Regions from separate parts of the Mus musculus genome. Here region 1 is linked to region 2. The links are chromatin loops, found by intact Hi-C in ENCODE. Cell type or tissue: heart. All regions are shown on one strand. Links, peaks and the distances in the headings refer to the core of each region. The heading gives the core; the rest is flanking DNA.

Evidence for each region. A loop is a pair of places that touch in the nucleus more often than their neighbours do. Peaks named below come from ENCODE experiments on the same cell type or tissue, not always from the same donor. Only the 100,000 strongest peaks of a DNase experiment are listed, where the experiment ranks them.
Region 1: a loop joins it to region 2, with 8 times the contacts of the local background. A loop is called at or near these places in 8 of 42 quality-filtered maps.

Annotation. Positions count from the first base shown.
Region 1 is chr19:60,433,658-60,442,014 of GRCm38, reverse strand. No RefSeq gene overlaps it. Among named protein-coding and RNA genes, the nearest start is that of Prlhr, 30 kb to the left of the region's middle. In heart, for the core only: CTCF peaks have their summits at 3,995 (motif pointing right) and 4,268; no DNase peak of the experiment used is centred there.
Region 2 is chr19:60,604,829-60,613,185 of GRCm38, reverse strand. It overlaps Gm46652 (a long non-coding RNA gene), which reads right to left and starts at 1,956. Exons shown (of 2, transcript XR_003952898.1): 1 at 1,715-1,956. In heart, for the core only: CTCF peaks have their summits at 1,429 (motif pointing right) and 4,203; no DNase peak of the experiment used is centred there; H3K27me3 peaks cover 241 bases.

The sequences.
Region 1 (8,357 bases), core at 229-8,228, 170 kb after region 2:
TAGTATGTTTTTGTTCATTTCCATCACCTGTTTGGATGTGTTTTCCTGTTTTTCTTTAAGGACTTCTACCTGTTTGGTTGTGTTTTCCTGTTTTTCTTTCAGGACTTGTAACTCTTTAGCAGTGTTCTCTTGTATTTCTTTAAGTGAGTTATTAAAGTCCTTCTTGATATCCTCTACCTTCTTGATATCATCATGAGATATGCTTTTAAATCTGGGTCTAGCTTTTCGGGTGTGCTGGGGTGCCCAGGACTGGCTGAGGTGGGAGTGCTGGGTTCTGATTATGGTGAGTGGTCTTGGTTTCTGTTAGTAAGATTCTTACGTTTGCCTTTTGCCATCTGGTAATCTCTGGAGTTAGTTGTTAAAGTTGTCTGTGGTTAGAGATTGTTCCTCTGGTGATTCTGTTACCGTCTATCAGCAGATCTCGGAGACTAGCTCTCTCCTCTGAGTTTCAGTGGTCAGAGCACTCTCTGCAGGCAGGCTCTCCTCTTGCAGGGAAGGTGCACAGATATCTGGCTTTCGGACCTGCCTCCTGGCAGAAGATGAAGGCCGAAGAAACAGGGCCTGTACCAGAAGCTGTTAGCTTCTGTAGTCCACACTCTCACCTGCACAGACTAGTCTCAGAGGGATCTGGGAACCAAGATGGCTCCTCCAGGTGCTCTGGCAAAGCCCTTCCGGGAGGGGCGGACACCTCTCCTCTGGCAGGGAAGGTGCCTAGATGTCTGGAGCCCGAAACGGGGTCTGCCTCAGAAGCTCTGTGTCTTCAGCCTGTCCCAGAAGCTGTTAGCTTCTGTAGTCCACACTCTCACCTGCACAGACTAGTCTCGGTGGGATTCGGGAACCAAGATGGCTCTCCCAAATATTATTTCTTAAGAGGCTTTAAAAACTATCAAAGCCCAAAATCCCATCAATAACAAATATGATCAGGCAAGGTCTAGAGTGTAGCTGGATCCCATCAGAAGACCACAGGAAGCCAAATCTCTGTCTACTCCTTAGGTTTCAGGGATTACTGCTATCCAGGGCCAGGGACCCTGAATTAGCCAGGTGTGATGTGTCGGTGACCTTCAGCCTCTGCTATTTCCCTGTATGCCAAAACCTGTACATAAAGAGCACCCTCTTTAGCATTTCCACTTGACAGTGTAAGAAGGGATGGTCCCACAAGCACCTTAATTACTTTATCTGTGGCTGTGTCTGCTGCATTAAAAATGATTTTCCCTAGAGAACAGCATGTTCTGTACTTCAGAGTTCAGTCCTGACTCCTGAACAATGGTTTCCCAGGCAGCCTCAGATTGAATTGGCAAAGTCACTCTTTCTATCAAAGGTAGCCTTGCCCTATGAAGCCCAAGGAGGGGCCTGGAGGAGTTAAGTATGCAGGAAAGTCAACACCCTGATTTAAAAGTTGTGGTCTTGATTCTGTTTGTCTGGGGGCAGATTGGACTGGTGTAATCTGAAGGACAGTTACCAGTTTCTTTTCCCACATCCCTTCCCTTTCTTTCCTTTTCATTAAAGTTATAAATAACCAGCTCACATCTTAATGAAAGGGAGTGGTGTGAAGGACCAGAGGCCTCGGAAGGAAACCTACAGTAATAGCGCAGTTGCTAAGGAACAGGGCTGGACAAGTTAATTTTGTTGGCATAACATCTCCTTGTTATTTAATCTTGTGGCGTATGCATTTCGTCTGTCTGTCACCACATTACCAAAGCCAGAAGAAGCTGCTAATTGCAACACCAAGGTTGCAAACAGACCTGTCCAAACCTTGTGGAGATTTCAACTGTCAGAGTGAGGCCTGAGCTTTGATTTTTGCTTCTAGAGAAACGGGGGAGAAAGCTGGTGAGGGGCCATCCCTTGCTCTCTGCCAGACCAAACACTCACATGCCCAGGAGTGGCTCATTCTGGCTGAATATTAGTCCCTTGGGTTTCTTTTGGAGTGAGCCAATGTTTGGCTTTCACTTTCAAGGATACTGGTTTAATTGGTCTGAAAATGGGGCCTAGGCATGAGAATTTATGGGCCCTAGTGATCCTAGGCTGAGCACTACTCATTTTTAGAACCTTTGTCTTTCCACTGCTGGGTTTCATTCCTATGGTCCCAGAGCCTCTTGGGATTTGTTGTTAGTTTCTCCATCTGCCTCTCTATCTCTCCCTCCCTCTCTCCCTCCCTTCCTCCTTCCCTCCTAGACACACCGTGTATGTGAGAGAGGGAAAGAGAGAGACAGAGACAGAGAGACAGAGAGACAGACACAGAGAGAGACTGAGAGAGAGAGACAGAGAGAGAAGAAAGAGGCTCAGTGGATAAGAGATTTGTAGAGCAAGCATGAAAACCAGAGTTCAGATCTCCAGCACCCACCTATAAAGGTGGATGCAGTGTCGTGTGTCTGTAGCCCCTGAGCTGGAGAAGAGGAGACAAAAGGATCCTTGGGCTTGCTGGCCAGATACCCCAGTTCAATGAGTGCTAAGTTTAGCAAGACACTTGTATCAAAAAATAAGAACAAAAGATAAAGACACAAGACATTGATCTCTAGCCTCAATATGCTTGCATACAAGTATACATGTTCACATGCACGCACACAAACACATGTATCATCTCTTGGCATCTTTACCACAGTTGTATAAAGAGGGCATTACAAAAATCCCACTTAAAAGAGAAACTAGTATTTAAGAGGTTAAGTACCCAGATGCCAATTGCCAATATCTGGGATCTGAACGTGAACCTGATGCCAAAGCATGCCAGTGGCTTCTACTTTCTGCAGGAAACTCACAGAACCACAGATGCAGCTCATCTGCCACCATGGTTAGGGCTAGTCTTGGCTAGAGGATGGAGACACCTGGAGGCAGCAGCTGATCAGTCAAGTTTAGCAGCATGACTTCAGGTCCTGCCTTGAGTAGGAAGTTCATAAACATCCCTGCTGTTACTGTGCATTGAATTCAGGGCCTTATGCACACTAGGAAAGTACTCTACCTGGATTTTACTTTAGCCCTCCAGCTTTCTCTTATCTTGCTCTTGCTGGGCAAGCACTGAGCTATACACCTACTGAACTATATTCCCAGACCAGTCTTAGCTTTTTTTCAAAACCGTGTAGTTACCTTTCCATGGGCTGAGGGACATACCTGCTGCACAGGGCCATTGCTCAGATTAAATAGAATGATACACATAAAACACTTGAGTCAGGTCCTGCCATACACTCAGGGAATGGTGGCTATCATTATCTTCTTCTCAGTGCTAGAGTGCAGAGCTGACTGACTGCCTACTCTTCAGACCCAGGTCTCAGATGTTGGATTCTCTGAGGCTCAAGACTTGCAGACTCGAGTTCAAGAAGTTGACCCTTTGGCTTATACAATCATGCCAAGCCAGCAAAGACTTGTCTCCAGTTATTTTTTTTTTGAAAGAAATTAGGACCCATTAGCTTTCTTTGGGGGAGAGTCTAGTAGATGAAGTGGATTTAACATTTTCTCTCTCACTCTCCTTTGCTTTATTCTGTCTTCAAGGATAGGCTGTTTACTCCAGCTCAGATATACAGGTATTTTAAAAACTGTATGTATGTATGTATGTATGTATGTATGTATGTATGTATGTATGTATGTATGGTGTGTGAGCATTTATAAATGTGTGGTTGTACATGAGTACATATGAGTTTTGTGGTGCATGTGTAAATCAGTTGTTGATGTTTGACATCTTCCTTGGTTTTCTCCACTTACATACTGAGATAGTCCCCCACCCCCACGTTCTCCCCCAACCCTGATGGTTGTGAGCTGCCATGTCCACTGGTCTTTATTGGACTCTGGGGATCAGATCTTCCTCATTTCTTACTCTTCTGTCCTTACGCCTTTGGGGCAGGTCCTTTAACCAACTATTAAAAAACCATAAGGATGGAGAGATGGGTCAGTGGACTATTGAGCTCAATAATTCCAGTGTGGAAAAGTTTCAGATTCAGATCTAGATGATCCAGGCCAGTGATGCTGCAATTTTCAGGTTGGCCTGCAGGTGGAGTAAGAGCACACGACAGGCTCAGACTCCTGGGGATTCATAGACTTATTTACCTCAACAGTCACAGTCATCTCCAAGTTCACTAAGTCTAGTGCCCTGGTGGCTCTCAGGATCCATTTGGTAGTTCATTTACCTAGGCAAGAATATGAACTGAAGAAAAAAGTAGATAGAGATGGTGGGGGACGAGGGGCTGTTTCCCCTCCAGATATTACAAAACAAAAACCAAACCTTTCTCAAGACTTGAAGGAATCTGAGCAGGATCAGCTTCCAGTTGTATCCAAACTGTGTGAGCCTTGATCGCCATCAAGTGACAGACAGAAGTATTTTTCTAGGATGAAATTGCCTCCAGGGGAAAGGCAGAAGAATCTTTCAGTTATCACACTGCTTGAGTTACCGTTTATTCCTCTCAGCGGTGGGGACATTACAAGGATGAGTTGTCAGTGAGACAGTAGATAGCACTGGACAGTAATGGTCTTTGGGTAGTGGACACAGAAATGACACACTCACCATCATGAGGAGCCCTCAGCCCAGTGAATACATCAGAGTGGAATGGACTTATTTACAGAATATGACAAGTGAGGGGGCTTGGGAGATGGATCAGTGCTTGCCTTATGTCTTAGGGTTTTACTGCTGTGAACAGACACCATGACCAAGGAAACTCTTATAAGGACAACATTTAATTGGGGCTGGCTTACAGGTTCAGAGATTTAGTCTGTTATCATCAAGGCAGGAACATGGCAGCATCCAGGCAGGCATGATGCAGGAGAAGCTGAGAGTTCGCCATCTTCGTCTGAAGGCTGCTAGAAGACTGGTTTCCAGGCAGCTAGGATAAGGGTCTTAAAGCCCACACCCGCAGTGACACACCTACTCCATGGCCACACCTTCAAATAATGCCATTCCCTGGGTCAAACATATTCAAACCACTACATTCTACTTCCTGGCTCCCATAGGCTTGTTCAAACACATGTGTTTATGGGGGCCATAACTAGCCATAGCCTCTTACAGTGCCAAGCCTCAGTTGCTCTTCATGACTACTTCATGTCTTCAAAACCAGTACCATCTGGGTGACTCTTGAACATTACCAAGTCCAGCTGCAGCACGAGGTACAACCTTGGCTATTTCAGGAACACAGCTTCTTTGTGCTCACAGAAAACACTTCCCAGATGATTTCACATCAGTGATGCTGGTCTCTTCTCAACCACCACTAATTTCTTAGTTCCAGCTAACCATCATCAATTGTCCCAGAAGTCCTTTCTATTCTGGACTTTAAAGCCAGAGCCATGTGGTTAAAGCTGCCAAGTTCTGCTGCTTTCTGGGTCTGGAACATGCCTCCCCTTATTCTATTACCAGCTGTCTGTTTTCCAACTCCCTCACTGCCTAAGTTTGGCTGTCCTGGAATGTTTTTGTAGATTGACCTTGAACTATGAGATCTTCATGGCTCTGTCACCTGGGATTAAAGGTCTGTACCACCACTCCTGGATTTAAGCTTTTCTTCACCTAAAACTTGCTCTGTCCCAGGCTGGCCTTGAACTCAGAGATCTGTTTGTCATTGTCTCCTGGGATTAAAGGTGTGTACCACCATGTCTGGACCTAAATTATCTGGGTGGGATCTTGCCCCAAAGTCCTACTTCCTTAATCTGTTAATTCCTAGAACATAGGACCCAGCTCCATTCTACTTCCTGGTACCTGTTTAATACTTGAACTATATATTTTATATTTTCCCTTTCTCAGTTTGCTCATTTTCATTAAAATGCTTTTCATAAGAATGAACGTTAGTAACCACACAAAAGAATTTATACTAGGCTCTTTTGAGACTTCCTTTTTCAAAGTAATTAATCTAAATCTTTTCACCTTAGCCTCAGGCAGACTCTGGACAATGGTAAAAAGCAGCCACATTCTTCACTAAGATATCACAAAAACAGTCTCTATGCTACATACTGAAATTCTTCTCTACTGAAACCTCTTGAGCCAGATCTGCACAGTTCAAATTGCTCTCAGTAACAAAGTCTTTTATATTTCTACTAGGATTGCCCACTAAACCCCACTTAAATGATTCCACTGCTTCTCAAATCCAAAATCCCAAATCCACATCCTTCCAAACAAAAGCATAGTCAGACCTATCACAGTATGCCCCAGTCCCTGATACCAATTTCTGTTCGTAGGGTTTTACTGCTGTGAACAGACACCATGACAAAGGCAACTCTTATGATGACAACACTTAATTGGGGCTTACAGGTTCAGAAGTTCAGTCCATTATCATCAAGGCCAGAACATAGCAGCATCCGGACAATCATGGTGCAGGAGGAGCTGAGAGTTCTACATTTTCATCTGAAGGCTGCTAGAAGACTGGCTTCCAGGCAGCTAGGATGGGAGTCTGAAAGCCCACACTAGCAGTGACACACCTACTCCAAGGCTACACCTCCAAATAGTGCCACTTCCTAGGCTGAACATACTCAAACCACTACATCTTATAACCACAAGGACATGATTTTAATCCCTTGAACCCGTTTTTAAAAAGCTGAGCATGATGATGGAGTTAGAATTGCAGAAACATTAGCAGAAAGGTTCCATGGGTCTTATTGGCTAATCAACCTAGCCTACTTGGTAAGTTCTAGGTCAATGAGGGACCATGTCCCAATAAAAGATGGATGGTGTTCTACATGCACATGAACACATGTGCATTTACTCATGCACATGCACACACACATAAAATGTACATCTATATTTATAACTCCTTATATATCTCTCAATATATCTCTCATCTATCTCTATCATCTATCTCTCTATCTCTCTATCTCTCTATCATCTATCTATCTATCTATCTATCTATCTATCTATCTATCTATCTATCTATCTATCTATCTGTCATCTATCATCCATCTACCATCTATCTTATCATTTATATCTATGATCTATCAATTGTCTATTCGTCCACTCAACTATTATCTATATAAAACAAGTATCCTATAGGTATTTTGGAGAGAGCTATTTTTACTTCCCTGATCTTAGAAGACCAGCCCAAAGAAGGCATAGTATACTTACCTGGTGAGTAAATAGACAATGATTTCTTTTAGATTCCCTGCTATGTACTCTATTTCTTCCTATGAACATAGTCCCAGTGCTAAAATTACTATCTGGCACATCTCCGTTTTCTCAATACAACATATATATGTATGTATATATATATGTGTGTGTGTGTGTGTGTATGTGTGTATAATTTTTATATATAATTATATATAATTTTTCTTTCTCTCTGCAGGCCTACAATCTATTTTCCTATCTTGGATTTTAGGATCAATACTTTTCTTTGCCAATGCCAAAAAGTCTTTGCTTGGCCAAATTATCAGATAGTCTCCTAAACCTTTCTATCTCCTTGCAAGAATTTAACTGAACCAGCCTAGCAAGAGCCCTCTCTGATCTACTCATCCTTGGTCTCGGGTCAGATTCTTCCCACTGCTGTTCCCCCCAGGGATGTCTGCTTACATTTGCCTGCCTTCACCAAAACCACAATAGGTTAGAACCTGAGAACTTACTACCTCTTAGGTGTCCTTACCTCTTCCCCACCCAGATTGCTTTTTGACTATCATCTCTGCTGACCCAAGTTGTGCATGGAATTGAGTCCAGTTCTACACTGAGGTCTCTTCTCCCCATTCTGGCATACAGCCTTCATTATATATGTCTTACTGTGTTGCCATCAAGTTATGGTGTTTCTTTGAAACTAACCTTTTTGCCATTAGTGGTTTTGTTTGTTTGTTTGTTTGTTTGTTTGTTTGTGCACACGTAACTCTGTGAGGCATTAAATCTGAGGACAAACAGCAATAAATAGAATCTTGTCCCCTCCTGGGAACAGATGTACTTCCTGGTGCATCATCTTCTGTATATTGGACATGGGACATGGAACAGCAAATTGTCCTGGCAGAGCCAGCTTCTCCAGAGCCCTGGGGAACCCACAAGACTGAGGTACTGTGGGTGACTTTGCATTTGGTTTCTCTGCAGGCCCAAACCTGTCAGTAGAAGCTCTGTTCCAGTCTCTCTTGGCGGTGACGAACCTGATCTAGTAGCCCTGATGGGACTGGCCTTTCTCCTGGGTTAGGTAGAAACATGCCTGCTGCCATCCCATTCACCATGGGCCACTCTGCTTGGGGATGCTATAGTCGCTCTGTGTCACACTTGGACAGCTGTTTCATTATATGAAATGCAACAGGGAATGACATGGATCATCATACAGAAATAATTATTTAAACAACTACACATGAACTAGTGCCAGACACTATTCCTGGTCCTGGGGACAGAGCCCTGAATTGGACAAAAAGGCTCCCATCTCTAGACAGAATATTCTAGAGAAACATTATGCTTCTATTTCGACTGCTTTGGTTGA
Region 2 (8,357 bases), core at 87-8,086:
AAGGGAATTATTGCATCTCTTAGAACTAAAGTTGGCATTTGTGAGCCAAACAGTGGGTTCTGGGATCTGGACTCCCATCTTCTGATAGAGCAGTAAGTTCTTTGACTGCTGAAACATTTTTTCAGTCCCCATGTTGGTTTCTGAGACAGGGCCTCTCACTGTCCTGACCCTTGCCATGTAGGCTAGGATGACTGGCCAAGGATCTGCCTGTCTCTGCTTCCCCAAGGCCAGAATTGTAAGCATGCACCATGCCTGTAATTTTTTTTTCATTTTTTTAAGCATGATTTTGGGGATCAGACTCGGTATTTACAAGGCAGTTACTTTACTATCTGAGCCATCTCAGTAGTTCTATAAGGAGATTTAATGAGGTATATTGTTTAGACTTAGAGATAAGAGAGGAGTGCTGATGGAATCAAACTCAATGTCCAAATATTCTGGCCTTGAGTATCATTTCTTGTTGTTCTTGTATTTGTTTGTATGTGCACGCCACAGCATGCCTGTAGAGCTCAGAGGACAACTTGCAGGAGTTTGTTTTCTCCTTCTACCATGTGAGTCCTAGGGGCCAAAGTCAGGCTTGGTGGTACATGCTTTTACCTGTTGAGCCTTCTTGTCTCTAGGAAGTCAAGCTCTGTCTTTATAAGACATTTGGGTTTTTATCAATTATGTTGAAGTTTCTGAATCTTAGTTGCCGATGGACAGCCTTCTTTTCCTTTCTATTGCCTCTTGCTTCCCCTGGCTTGGTGGATCCAGCCTTAATTTGAACAGTGGTGGCAGGAGTGTAGGAGGAAAGGAAAAAGAACAGCACTACACTGAATTGTGAGCATGCAGTGAGCTCTGAACATAAATGTATCTCTCACCCCCCTCAATTCCTGTGTTGAAATCCTCATCCCAAGGAAAGAAGAGGTAATTTGGTCATAGGTACAGAGCCTTAACACCTACATAAAGGAAGCCAAGAGAGACCCTGGACCGGTAGGTGCAGTGTCAATACCAGGCAAGAAGTCCCTCATCAGAAGGAACACTCCAGGAGCTTGGTTGAACTCTGTAAGCTTCCATACTACAGGAAATATTCTTCCGTTCTTAATAGCCACCTCCCTCTCTCCATCCCATTGATGGCATTTTACTATAAAGGCCAAGTCAACTAAAAATGGGGAAGTTCCAACTTGGGGTGAGAGGGGGGCAGGATCATAATACAGTTTGAGCTATCAGGAAGGAACACTGAGTCGGGAGTTCCCTTTAGTGGAGATCCTCTCCAGAACAGGCTGACAGCTGGGACTATTTTTATTCTTTGCGTGGAGAATCATAGCCACTTCGAGAAGGTGACATTTGGGGAGCCTCGTGGTGTTTGGTGGTAGTAGTCCCTATCAGCAACATGGAAGAGAGGAGAGAGGTACTGGTAGAAGTTCTAGAACCTGGGTGGATCCTGGCTGCCGCCAGGGGGAGACCTGGCGCGGCCTCCACTGCTCTCTGGAAAGCCTGTCAATTCTTGTCAACCCACTGTAGCTGCTGGAGCATTGGACATAAGGATGCATTGACCGGGTGAACCTCCTAGGGGAAGCAGCAATGCTTGGAGGCTCAGCAAGGGGGTTGGGGCGGGGAAAGAGCATTTTCCAGCTTGCTGCCTTCTACTGGTGGAAGCCAAGGCCGGGGAACCTGCGAGGTTGCTATGAACAAATTGTGTGCCCAGTTTGCTTTTCCACATCCACTGTGTGCTTACCTAAGACAGAAGAAAAGAAAGCACTCTGGAGGAAAAGTGGACTCTGAGGAGAGAGCATGGGGGCTTTTCTCCAGTCCAAGATCCAGGAAGGCATCCTAGAAGCAGCCTGCTCCCGTGATAAAGAGCTCTGGGCAGCAGGTGTCTGTTAGAGCAGGCTCCTATTAGAACAGGCTCAGAATTTCTGCAATGCCTGTTGCCATGGCAAACAGCCATTCACAGAACCAAGCTGATCATTCCAGAATCCCACCCCGCAGTTTAGCCTGTGACCCAGTCCAGTGAAGAGGAAAAGCTAGAAGCTGAGCCTCTAACTTCAGTTTAAGCAGTCTGCCTCACCTTCCATGGGCACTGGCCCATGTGTCACGTCCTGCCTGAAAATAGCTTTTCCCTCAGCCTACTGTTTTGGAAGGAATGTGTAACGTTCTGAGGTTCAACATCCCTGCGCCTTAGAAAAGGTGTTTTTCTTCCTGGTGACCAGACTGAATCCTCACCTTTGAAATGACCTCTGTGTCACTTCTGAGATGCTTGTGGGGAGATTCCCTGAATCTGGAAGATTTTCAGATAAGGAAATCCAGATGATTTCTAGAGAAATGAAATGTACCCAAAGTCACTAGGGGTTATTGGAATCTGGTAGTCAGACTTTTCAACTACCCAGAGCTTGACTGTTAAATCTATACAAGATCTCTGTTTTTTTTTAATATATATATATATATATTTCAGGGACTGGATAGATGGTTCAGGGCGTGCTTCTTTTGAAGATGTTCAGAGTTCAGTTACCAATACCCACATGGTGACTCACAGCCATCTGTAACTCTAGTTCCCAGGGACCCAACACCCTCTTTTGACCTCTATTGGCATCAAACATGCACATACATACATTCAGGCAGGACATACATAGAATAATAAATCTAAAATATTTTGATTATATGTATATGTGCCTGTCTCTGTGTGGCTATGCACATGTGCATGTGTGTGACTACAGAGGCCAGAGGTGGTGTATCCCCCTGGAAGATGGAGTTATAGACAGTTGTGAGCTATCAAATATGATATGAAATAGAAACCAAATTATGGTTCATCTTGCCCACAGATGCTGGTTTTTTTTTTTGTTTTTTTTTGTTTTTGTTTTTTGGTTTTTTTTGTTTTTGTTTTTTTGTTGTTTTGTTTTGTTTTTGCCACGTTAGTGTTTGTTCTGAATCTGATCCTCCCCCCAGCTCCTTTCCTCTCTCTCTTCTGATTCTGTAACAGCAGCATTTTTACCTAGGGGACACAAGGTTCTTCTCCTCTCTGCTCCCTTTAGCTCTTTTCTGACCTTAGTAAGTGATGATCAAGACTTTGTCCAGCTATTGAACCACAATGTCCAGACTCTGAGGGACTATAGGAAGAGAAAGGGAACAAGTTCAAGTTGAGAGTCAGGTCATAGTCAGACCAGGTAACTGACTATGGGGAGAGGGCCAAGTGCATGTCAGGTATAGTCTCAGCAAGGTCACTCAAACGACTACTGTCAGGGTCGACATATTTGCAGTGGGGCTGGGAGTCCAGGAGGCGCTAGAAGAACACAGGATTCTGGGAACATCTAATCAAACAGGAGCTAAGCCAAGTGCCTGTTGAGTGATGAATGGAGCAGATATGGAAATTGAAGTAAGAATCTTGTTGGCCTTGTTGGACCGAGCCATGGCTAGGCACCGTTAAGCCTTTTAGAGTGACTTGGTCATACATCAAGGCTGTGAGCAGCAGGACCTGTCCTCAGCCTCAGGGCTGGCATCACCAATGCTGTCAAGACACTGACTGTCAGCAGGCCCAGGCAGTGCTAGTATTACTTCAGGGATCCATGGTAGGTGAGAAGAGGCACAGATTATAATTCCTGCCTACTCCCAAACCCCAACAGCACAGAGCTTTCATAGGACATCTTAGTGCTTCCATCTCCCAGAGGGAGTGAAAAGCCTGACAACCTGATTGTGGGGCTTTAAAAAGTGTCTATAACTAACCACTTGTGTGCTGTGATGCCAGGGAAAGGCTAGAGGATACGTACTTACATGCCAGCAACCTGACTGGAACCTTGTCTCCCTCCCCATCTGAAAGTCAGGAAGTTGAGCCCCTGGAAATCTCACTTGGAATTTTTCACTCCACAAACCATTGAAACCCTATTCTCTGTGCTATGAGCACCTGCCATGTTCCAGATGGAACATCTGACATATGTGTTATCAACCACCATAGTAACTTCCTATCCCCTTCAAGGCACACATCCTAAAGTCCTCCTATTGGGTCTTATTTCATAAAGTTTCTACCACCTACTGATGGTACCACAGTCTGGGGCCCAAACACTTGCCATACAGATCTTTAGGGGACACTCAGCATGCTGTAACACCATCTTATGTTTGCGTGAGGGTTAGAGTTGTTCTCTGTTAATGTTATGCGCAAAGGCACCTAATCTGCCTTCCCAGCACAAACCTGGACTGTCATGTGCCAGCTACTGAAGTTATAACTTGAGCTACCGCTAAGTGGCGCTGCCTGCCAGCAGCAGGCACAGCTCTGTTCAGCAGTATGTGTGCACCTACTTCAAAATGTCATTGAAATTTCCCCATGTTTCTTTATCAAAAACAAGTGGGAACTGGGAGAAAGAGAAAGTGCTAATATTAGAGCTAAGCCAAACAACATTTCCGTGTGTGCTGGCTACTTTTATGTCAACTTGATGCATGAAATCATTCTGGAAAGAAAGAACCTCAATTGAGAAAATGCCTCAGCTGGGCTGTGGTGCATTTTCTTGCGTGCAGACTAATATGGGAGAGCCCAGCTCACTGTAGGCAGTGACACTCATTGGCTGCTGGTCCTGGGTGCTATAAGAAAGTAGGGTGAGCAAGCCATGCATGGTGAGCAAGCCAGTAAGCAGTAACCCCTCTCCAATCCCCCCCACCCTCGTTTCTGCATCACTTCCTGTCTCCAGGTTCCTGCCCTGACTTCCCTGGATGGTGGACTACAAACTGAAATAAACCCTTCTTTCTCTAAGTTGCTTTTGGTCACAGTATTTTATCACAGTAATAGAAACCTTTAGTATATCATGCTTAGTATACCTGCTTCCAGGAGGAAATTCATTTGCCAATCTTTGGGCTCAAATAGATGATCCTTGTCCTAAATGGTTCTACTGGAGGCTTAATGGTTAAAAAGAAAAAAGAAAAGAAAAGAAAAGAAAGGAAAAGAAAAGAAAAGGGAAAAAAGAAAACATGAAAGAAAACAGTCTATAAAATTTAATAGTTGTAAAACACTTCTTAAAAAGATAGGCTCTTGTGCTGTAGAGATGGCTCAGTGGTTAAGAGCATTGACTGCTCTTACAGAGGTTCTGAGCTCAATTCCCAGCAACCACATGGTAGCTCACAACCATCTGTAATAGGATTCAACGCCCTCTTCTGGTGTGTCTGAAGACAGCTACAGTGTACTCATATGCATAAAATAAATAAAATCTCAAAAATAAAAAAAGATCTTAGGTTGCTCATGTAGCCAAGGGTGATCTCAGTCTAGCTTCGGTAGCTGAAGATGACCTTGAACCTGCAATCATCCTATCTCTACCTTCCAAGTACTGATAGTTAAGGTGGCAAGCTCTACTATCTCTGATTTATGCAGTGTTGGGATCAAACCTAAGTCTTCATTCATGCTATCCAAACACTCTCTCAGCTGAGCTATATCTCTATCCCTGGATATGAAATAGTTGATCTCTTAGATTCAGGACTACTACCAGTGGAAGGGTGTCTTGTGCAAATTAGAAAAGGGGTTCTTTTTCCCCCTCCTCTATGTAAATATAACTCTGTACCAAGATACACAGGTGAGTTTCAGTCCCTGCTAAATCCATAACCAGATGCTGCCAGTGTACAATATGCCCAACAGTGCAGAGCTGCCAAGGATGAACATCCATTTATAATGCACAAGTCTCTTGTTCTAGTTTTGTACAGTTAATTTTATACACATGTATAAAACAGAAGGCTGCCTACAAACAATATCTATGGTTAATTTTTTTAAAAATTAGACTTGTCCCATATTTGAGACATTCCTGGGAACGTTGAGACTATAAAACCATGAAACTATAATGGGCAAGGCTAAGATTCATGTCCTCCCTCGGCAATCCTCCTCACAGAGTATTTATTTCCTAGAAATCTGTGTCCTAGTTTGGTTGTTTGGTTTCTGTTGTTGTCACAAAGCACTGACCAAGAGCAACTCTGGAGGAAACTTACAGGTCATAGTTCATCATGGAGGAAAATCAGGTAAAGGATTCAAGCAGGGGCAGAGGCAAGAACTAACAGGGACTCTGCTTGATTCCATGGCTTATGTCCAGTTATCTTTCTCACGCTTTCCAGAATCACTTTCCCAGATGTGACACCACCCACAGCAGGCTGGCCACTCACAAACCAATCAACAATCAAGAAGCCCCTTTGGACTTGCCTATATGCCAATCTGATAGAAGCATTTCTTCAATTGGACATTCCTCATCCCACATGACTTTTTGTGTGTTGACAAACACATTGCAGCACATTTGTATCATGCCTTTTACAGAATTGTGGACTATTTGAAGATATAAGCTAGATGTACCATTTATTTCCAGGGCACATCACGAAGATGTGTGAGAGTGTGCTGGTAGGAAATGGCAAGAATTACCTGAGTCCATGTTGAAGGAGAATGGATGTGCCTTCTCTAGGTACATGGCCCTCTGTGTTCTTCTTGATTTTTTGGATATAAATGGCACCCAGTGATTGATTTGTTTCCATTTCCCAAACTCGATGGGACAATCCACTGGGGCTGTAGTTCCAGGAGCTTACCAGGCACCAGCCTTAGTACAGAATCCAGTCTTGACAGGTTCACACTTGAGAACTGGTGGGTTCCAGCCCTCTCCTCTCCCTGTCCTTGGTCCCTTTCTAGTTGAGCCTGGGGAAATGGGCCTAGCTTTGGTCATTGCTCAGTGGAAGGAAAAATCAGTTGTGGAGAACAGGGAGTGGAGCTCATGGAATAGGTCTGTTGTGGGAGGAGCAGCCCCTCTTTGGTGCAGCAGACAAATGGCCTCTTCTCAATCGTGGAACAACTCCAGAGTACACTTAGGAATCCCACAGGGCCCATCTGAACATGCCACACAGAAGAGCTGCTGGCTGGTGTCCCTCAAAAAGGAGTGAATTATATGTTTTTCTAATGTGGCAGTCTGTAACCATGTTGGAAGGGAAATGATTGTCCCTAATCCCTTCCTGGCTTCCTAGACATGTAAGTTATGGCTGCTTTCTATCAGACCGCCACTATTAGCTGAAGGTCTTTCTTCTTGAGATTGCTCAGCTCACTTCTTTTTCCTCCCATCTCAGAGAATTTGGAAAAAATAACTTCCTTTGGTTAGCAAGTGAAAGTGTTGGCTCTTGCAGTGGAGGAAGTCTTGCGAAGGACAGAGAAAACTCCCATGGTTTGTGATTAGCAGCTGTTTTAAACAATGAATGAATTACCGTTCAACTCCATGAAGCAGAGTGGTCTGGTCTGCCTTTCCCGGCAGCTTTGTGGGCCTCCATAGGTAAATATCAGTTCCTTTCAAGCTCTATGCTTTTTTCCTGTGCATGGTCCTGGTGCCTATGCCTTCCACACACTCTAGAACTTGTTTGGAATGCATGGGCCTCTCAGGTGCCCACGACCAGAACTTGCCTTCTGACTATGCCTAGTACTTCATTTAAACTTGAAAAGAGCAGTTCTGCAGTTTTGAAGGTCTGTGTGGGGTGTGGGAGGTAGAGGTGGGGGGCTAGCACCTATTGAATCTATTCTTTGGTGATTTCATATGTGAATACAATGTATCTATATTTTATTTTTTAAAGATTTTTTCCTATTATTTCTAGCTGTGTATGAGTGTATGTTTGCATGTATGTTTGCCTGTCTATGTTTGTCTGTGAGTGCAGATGCCTGCAGAGGCCAGACGTGTCAGATCCTCTGAAACTGGAGTTATAGACAGTTGTGAGCCACCTGACATGGATGCTAGGAACCAAACTCAGGTCCTCTGGGAAAGCAACAAGTGCTCCTAACTGTGGAGCCATGTTTCCTGTCCTATATCTGATTTTTGCCAACAAAGTCTCTCACTGAACTCATCAATTCAGCTAGACTTGCCAGCCAGCCATGGCTCTTTCTGACTCTGCATCCCCAATATTTGGAATTACAGGTGCACAGTTTTTATATGAGTTCTGGAAATAGGAACTCAGGTCCTCATATTTGTATAGCAAACAATTTACCACCAGAACCGCTTCCCTAGCCGCTGAGTAGAAGTTTTGTGATTTCATGGCAAGGTGCCCCAGTCCCCAGCCTGCATAGACTGAGTCTCGTGTTCTATGCTAGGGCCCTTCACACAGGCTCAGTTCAGCCTTAGGCAGGGCAACTCTGAGCTATAATTTGAATTCATATATTACAACTGGGGGAAATCTGCTTTCCTTAGAAAAGCTAGACTTTTTAGCCACCGTCACCTTCTTCTCTGGGGACAGAGCTGGGTTCCCTTTCAGGCTGACCCAACTTCAGCCACTTTCCACGTAGCAGTATCCAAGAAACTGACATTTGAACTTTGATGGAAGGTGAGCAGTTTGCCAGGCAGTTAGCAGAAGACAGATGTTCTTATACAAGAGCCAGAGAGGTTCCACTTAGGTAGAAGAAA